Regions from separate parts of the Homo sapiens genome. Here region 1 is linked to region 2. A link is a contact called in ENCODE Hi-C data. All regions are on one chromosome and are shown on one strand. Each heading gives the region's core, a stretch centred on a gene start or an enhancer-like site at or near the end of the contact. The rest is flanking DNA. Distances are from core to core; before and after follow the strand shown. Region 1 has its middle 25 kb from the start of MIR6775. Region 2 overlaps ZCCHC14 (zinc finger CCHC-type containing 14).

The links. A loop is a pair of places that touch in the nucleus more often than their neighbours do. Pooled maps may share reads with other maps.
Region 1: a pooled map shows a loop between it and region 2 (5-fold over the local background). The contact joins two enhancer-like sites. A Hi-C loop is called at or near these places in 2 of 37 single-sample maps with no recorded cell type and 2 of 50 pooled maps.

Annotation. Positions count from the first base shown.
Region 1 is chr16:87,808,226-87,811,814 of GRCh38, forward strand. No RefSeq gene overlaps it. Among named protein-coding and RNA genes, the nearest start is that of MIR6775, 25 kb to the right of the region's middle. RefSeq lists enhancers at 1,241-1,300, 1,971-2,150. Within about 2 kb of position 1,411, at least 5 of the 41 ENCODE cell types and tissues checked have a DNase peak (open chromatin) inside an H3K27ac peak, as active enhancers do.
Region 2 is chr16:87,406,031-87,409,560 of GRCh38, forward strand. It overlaps ZCCHC14 (zinc finger CCHC-type containing 14), which reads right to left. Exons shown (of 13, transcript NM_015144.3): 13 at 218-3,530. Among named protein-coding and RNA genes, the nearest start is that of MAP1LC3B, 15 kb to the left of the region's middle. RefSeq lists enhancers at 1,152-2,351, 1,672-2,111. Within about 2 kb of position 1,726, at least 8 of the 41 ENCODE cell types and tissues checked have a DNase peak (open chromatin) inside an H3K27ac peak, as active enhancers do.

The sequences.
Region 1 (3,589 bases), core at 161-2,660, 400 kb after region 2:
ATCCAGCCCCCAATCCCAGTGACCAAGACTGAAAAACCCGGGCTGGGAGAGACAGTGCTGCCATCGATTGCTTATGTCTGCCACTGGTGCAGACAGGGTGGTGGTGATGCCTGCAATCCTAATCCCACCCGGCAGACTGTCCTGAATGTATAACCCATCTCACCTCCCACTGTTCTCTCTGGGACCTTCACACCTATAGTCTCCTTTGCTCTGTGAGCTCCAGGTTGAGGAGAGGTGCTTGGACCTGGGCCACCATGTTGCACAACTGCGTAGGTTCTGCAACATGTTGGCCTCCTTTGGATTGTTGTTGTCTTGAGGATGGTTTTTATACAGGCCGGGAGTTGAAATCTCAAAGAGCTACAGGGCCCAGACCCAGGAAAGAGATGAGTGAAGTGGGCAGGTGGGAATGATGGTTAAATGCAGAGGCGTGCCACAACCAAGGGGCAACAGCCTTCAGCCCCCGCCACTTCCAGGCTCTGAGGATGGTGAGCCCCAGATTACTAAATCTTTCATTTTTTTAAAAGGAAGTAAAAAATGTGTTTTTCTTTTTTAAATGTGAAATTGGCCGGGTGCACCTTGACCTCCAAAACTGCTGGGATTACAGGCATGAGCCATCACACCTGGTCAGGAATCTGTTTTTTAAAAGATTTTAAACAATGTTCTTTATCTTGATAGGGATTCGGGTTAACAAGTGTATGTGTCTGGCAAAACTCATGAAGTGGTGCCTCGTAGGTAGTTTGCTTCAGTGTATGTGACTGTACACAAAGAAGAAAGAAGGAAGGGGTGGAAGGAAAGGAGAAAGGGAAAGAGAGGACCATAAACCAATGCTGAACACTAGTTGAAGCCCAAGTCCAGTATGATTTCCAGAGGTTTCCCTAACACCCGCTATCCCATAACTCAACCATTTTACCATGTCCTGTGCCACTGGTATTCTTTTTTTTTTGAGACAGAATCTCGCTCTGTCACCCAGGCTGGGGTGCAGTGGCATGATTTTGGATCAACGTTGTCAGCGGGGTCCCCGCAGGAGATCTGAGCACAAGTTCCTTCTGGGAGCAGGGAGGTGCATAGGCACCTGGATCATCATTTCCGCTTCTGGGGTGGCAATTCTCCTAGAACCTGTTCACAGCTGTGGCATTCGTGTCCTGGAACTGCTATCATTAGCTTCCACAAAACAGGTGGCTCTAACAACAGAAACTGAGGGTCCTGCAATCCTGGAGAACTAAAGTCCAAAATCAAGTTGTCAGCAGGGCCTGCTCCCTCCAGAGGCTCTAGAGGAGGCTCCTTCCTTCCTCTTCCGGCTCCTGGTGGCCCCCAGAGTCCCTTGGTGCCTGGCTGCATCGCTCCAATCCCTGCCTTCCCCCTCACACAGTCTCTCCTCTGTGTCTGTGTCCAAATTTCCCCCTTCTTATAAGGACACCTGGCATTGGGTTCAGGGACGGCCCCTCGGTAAGTATGACTCATCTTAGATAATCACATCCGCAAAGACCCTGTTTCCAAACAGAGTCACATTCACAGATACCGGGGTTAGGACTCGAGCATATTGTAGGCTGCAACTCACCCACACAGCTGTAGAGAAGCACAGCCACTCCCAAACCATGGGCAGGGGCAGCAGCGTGCACACTGAGCACTCTTTCGTTTTTTTTTTTCTTTTGAGACAGTCTTGCTCTATTGCCCAGGTTGGAGTGCAGTGGCATGATCTCAGCTCACCACAACCTCCGCCTCCTGGGTTCAAGTGATTCTCCTGCCTCAGCTTCCCAAGTAACTGGGACTGCAGGCACGCACCACTACACCCAGCTAATTTTTGTATTTTTAGTAGAGACGGGGTTTCACTATGTTGGCCAGGCTGATCGCGAACTCCTGACCTCACGATCCACCTGCCTTGGCCTCCCAGTGTGCTGGGATTACAGGCGTGAGCCACTGCGCCCGGCCAGCGCTCTGTTCTTTCTCCAATGGCCCCACTGCAATTCCCTGGACAAGAGAGCCCCTGAAGCAGGCTGTAGGGCTCAGGCCGCGGCACAGAGATGGGCAGAGGGAGCCCAACAGCTGTGAGTGGGAGGGGGCAGCTCTGCCCCACACACCCCTCCCTCAGAAGAGCCAGAAGAGAGAAAATGGTCTCCTCCCACGTGGGGTCTTTGAAGCAGCCCACAGGTGCTGGTGACTCTGGCCGCAGCGTGGTTGCCTGCAGGACTGTCCCCAGGCCCTGGAGACCCACCTTCTCCTCTCAGCCAGCACCCTCGGCTTTGCCCAACCACAGTAAAGCTCCAAATTCCCCAATTCTCTGAGTACTTTGATGCAAAACTGCCAAATGGGGAAGTGATTCTGCTGAGGTAATGAGCACCTGGGGCTGGGACGGAGCAGCATAGAGGGATGGGTGTGATCGGGGGGGCCCCTGCACCCCACTGCAGCCCCAGGTGGACCTTGGGTGGCAGCAGAGCCTCTTCTGCTGCAGGAAGAAGTCAGGTCCTTTCACCTAAAACCTGTCATGAGCTCGGGCGGCTCCAGTGCTGGGCGCCGATTAGAAAACAAGCCAGGGAAGGCCAGGTGCAGTGGCTCACGCTTGTAATCCCAACGCTTTGGGAGGCCGAGGTGGGCAGATCACCTGAAGTCAGGAGTTCGAGACCAGCCTGGCCAACATGGTGAAGCCCCCATCTCTACTAAAAATGCAAAAATTAGCCAGGCATGGTAGCACACGCCTGTAGTCTCAGCTACTCAGAAGACTGAGGCAGGAGAATTGCTTAAGCCCGAGAGGCGGAGGTTGCAGTGAGCAGAGATCACACCATGCACTCCAGCCTGGGCAACAGAGTGAGACTCCAACTCAAAAAAAAAAAAAAAAAAAAAAGAGGGATTGAGACCCTAACGTAAAACCCAAAACTATCAAAACCCTGGAAGACAACCTAGGCAATACCATCCTGGACCCAGGAACGGGCAGAGATTTCATGAAGACGACGCCAAAAGCAATTGCAACAAAGCAAAAATTGACAAGTGGGATCTAATTAAACTTAGATCCTGCTGCAAGTACTTCCTCCCGGGCCCATCTATTCATTTTCCCCATGTTTTCCCAACTCACTCATCACCTGGTCTCTGCTGCCTCTTGCTTCGAAGGCTCCAATCACACAGCGGCAGCTTGTCAATCCGACTCTTACCCTATGGATTCTCAGCCCGGAGCGGAGCAGCCCAGGCGGGCATGTGTGCAGGACTCAGAGAAGAGCTCTGTAGGAGGGTTTTGCACAGCAAAAGAAACTATCAACAGAGTAAACACACAACCTACAGAATAGGAGAAAATATGTGCAAATTATGCATCTGACAAAGGTCTAAAATGCAGCATCTATAAGGAACTTAAACAAATATAGAAGAAGAAAACAACCCCATTTAAAAGTGGGGAAAGTACATGAACAGACACTTTCCCAAAGAAGACATACATGCAGCCAACAAACATAAGAAAAAAAACTCAATATCACTGTTAGAGAAATGCAAATCAAAACCACAATGAGATACCATCTCACACCAGTCAGAATGGCTATTATTGTTATTTTTTTTGAGACTGAGTCTTGCTCTGTTGCCAGGCTGGAGTGCAGTGGTGCAGTCTTGG
Region 2 (3,530 bases), core at 476-2,975:
TTCCAGCCTGGGCAACAAGAGCGAAACTCCATCTGGAAAAAAAAAAAAAACACAAAACACTTGGCAACTTGATTGAGAATCAACAGATTTAAAATGAGGTATCCCTGCTGTAAATGTGAGAGGCTAGAAAGGATGGAACCCCTAGTTTGGAGATTCAGACTGATGTGAAAAGGTGTGTGCTTCATATTCTGAGACAAAGACCTAGTGAAATAAAACAGCCTTTTTTAAAATTTTTATTTTCAGTACATTAAATTTACTCATAAAAACATTCTAAAAATGTACAATTTGTCCTTTTTAACAAAGTATAATAAAACATAAAAACCCCAAAAACAGAATACTTGACATTTACAATTCAAAATCAAATTAGCGGAATATTAAATATTTACAAAACTATATCTTTTAAAAATATTTATAAAGTTACATGCAATTTTGTAGAATTGACAAAAGAATGGCTCAAAAATGGGAGAATTTTCCTTCATTCCTAAAAAGAAAATATGTCCAATAGAAGCTGTGAAGGTATCGAGTACACAAGGTGTCCAGTTTCAGTACCAAAGCCTTCTCTTTTTGTGCACGTAAGACTCACACATGTGATGAGGGCTTGTTACAACGCACGTGAGGCCGCGGCGGATGGCCACTGCCCCCTTCCTTGGTGAACAGTGGAGCAATGTTAACCTTTGGCCTCAACCAGCACAGTATATGGTTTTCTAGAATATTGCGAGTGTTGAGTGTTGATTAAAGATGCTTTCATTCAGACCCTTGGGACTTTTCAACAAATTCGCCTCTTCAGAACCCATGGCTTTCAGTGCCACCTGACTCATTCTTTGGAAGTCACCTGCATGCTGGAAATGGCAGCCACCCCCGCTCAGGTCGCACAGGACTCTCCTCTGGGACAGCAGTCGAGTCAAGCAGGGAGACGGCTTTCCTCACAACCTTGAAGACCATCAGTCATCATGATGTACAACGAGCAAGGCATAAAATAAAACACTGGGAAGCAGGAAGAGTGACAAGAAAATGACAGGGAGCAAGGAGGGTGCAACCCAGTTCCCATCTGGCAAGTGCCTAAAGCCCCGCTCAGCCTCTGTTCCAGCTGGGTGATGTTTAGGCAAAGTCACTACCCCGCCCCACTACTGTGCCCCAAGACAGAGTCTGTGGTATAAACTAACTGTGCTGACTTTGGGCAATAAAGGACCTAGAATTCTAAGTACTGAATTAAAAATACAGAACCTACTAACACTACTGTATTAACAAGCTGACTCCTGTAATCTTTTGGAGATGACAGATGATACTGGTTTTTAAAATACCCAATCACATATATGCATTCAAGAAAATATTTTGTCTTTATTTTTATTACAAGTGCGCTAGCTCCCATTTCCTCAGTGCTCTTTAGCAATGAGTTTTTATGTTAAACACTTCCAACTGTCAGTATTACCATGAAATCAACATTAGAAAATAAGGTAGAAAACTGAGTGTTTTGCTTAAAAAATAAAAAAGGATTAAATAGCTGTTGTATCCAAACATCACGTTCTGCTTCCATCTCTACATTCCACTTTCCCCATTCTTGGAGATTAAAAAAACAGGGTTAGAAACTTTAATATCTGACAGACTACAAAGGGCAAAGACGTGGCACATGGCCAGTGCCACACCTACCTGGTTGCCACAGCATTCTGAAACAGACCACACTTTCAGGAAAATGACTAAGTACTTGAAAGGGTCAGTATGTTCTGTGTTTTCAGATGAGGAAGTCTGATGACCGCAAAACGCTCTTCAGACGCGCCGACCTTGGTGGCTTTTGGAGAGATGCATCCGAGCTCGCTGCTGGCAAACTCTCAAGTCCAAGTGTGCGGCTCCCTCCGGAAAGAGGCCTCACGGATGGGTGGTTCCATTTTCTCTGCGCTGTGTAGCTCCTACTTACAGCTGACGATTCTCGACTTCGGACGGCCTCCCTGGAGATGTCACACGCCGCCCATGCACGTTCAAGACGACTGGCAGCTCCGCAGAGGCCTTCGCTGCTGGGAACACAGCCGTGACAGTGTCGGAACTCATCTACCTCAACGCTGAATGGCAGGCTCCAAGTTGAAAAGTTTCTGTTTTAATGTTTTGCTGGATTTAAGGTTAACCTCTAATACTTATCAAAATAGTTACGTGGGTAACAACAGACGCTTTCATTCCCCTATACTGACCACTAAAACAAAAATTCCAATGTTTTTTCCTTTTGTTATGAGACGGTTTTCAACAATTTCAGTGTTGAAATAGGATTTATTTAAAATATTTCTTTGCTTAAAAAAACCAAAAAATTTAAAAGTTTGGCTTTCAGCACATATCCAGGCCACTGTAATGGCCTTCAGAAATATTAAAATCGTAAACATCAATGAACACTCTAAGTCTTCCTTAAACGTAATATGAGAAGGTCCAGTCTAGTACTCTTTAAGGCAAAGTTGTGTCAGTTCTCATTATTTTGACATTTTGTAGTGTTTACAATTTAAGAGATCAACGTAACATTCCCCTAAATAGCTGTTGTAATAAGCATCACCATTACTTCAACACTGTAATACTGTGTACCATGAGGAGAAGAGGTCTGTTAATTCTGCATTGCATAGAAATAAAATTCAACTAAAATAAAACTAAAAAATTCTACTAAAAGCCTGTCATAAAAAAAATGTAACAACTTTCTGCTTTAGTTTCTATGAAGTTAGGAACTGCTCTTCAAATTGAACGCTCACATCACAAGGCCTCATTCTAGGGTATTCTTCTGATTTACATCAATTTTTCATGAGGCTGATTGTCCCATTTTAAGAATAGTCTGAATATTATAATTTTTTTTAAAATAAATATCCAACTGCAAAATCCCAACTGCAAGATTTTACCAATCAGTATTTTAACATTGAAGACTTTAGCATTTTCGATAAGAGTATTATTTGAGCAGAAAATTCCCTTTAACCTTGAAGATTTAAGTCCGTAAATTTCAGACAAAAGGCTTTCATTTCCGTGGGTTGAAATTTAGAGATCTACAGTGAGGACTTTTATTACTACCTAACCAAAACCAGACTTGCACAGATCTCGCAGCTCTCGGGTGTGTGGCCTCTTCCAGAGTCCTACCACTTCCCACTGTTTTCCAAGTAATTTTTAACGGAATTAACTATCAATACACAGCCTAATACAAAAGAAGTTGACAGGAGAAAATTCCCAATCTTTTGCTGATAAATGACAGGACTGTATCATTGTTGAAATGTCTGTCTCAGGTGTGAATCCGCTAGCGATAAGCCTCGGGGTTGGAGGTTCTTGGGGAGCCCGTGGGAGATAAAGCAACTTGCAAACTCTGCTGAGGACGTGCAGCATCCTCACAGCCACTCACAGAGCCGCGCTGTCGCCGTCCCCCCTCGAGAGGTCATTTGTAGTGGAAGATAGGGCTCAAAGCCACTGACTGGCTGGGAAGAAAGATACTCTCAAAGCTTTGACGACTATGGATTCTCTGGGACTTGGACCCTTAGAAATTAAGTTGTTGCGAGTAAACTATTTCTATTTAATAACGT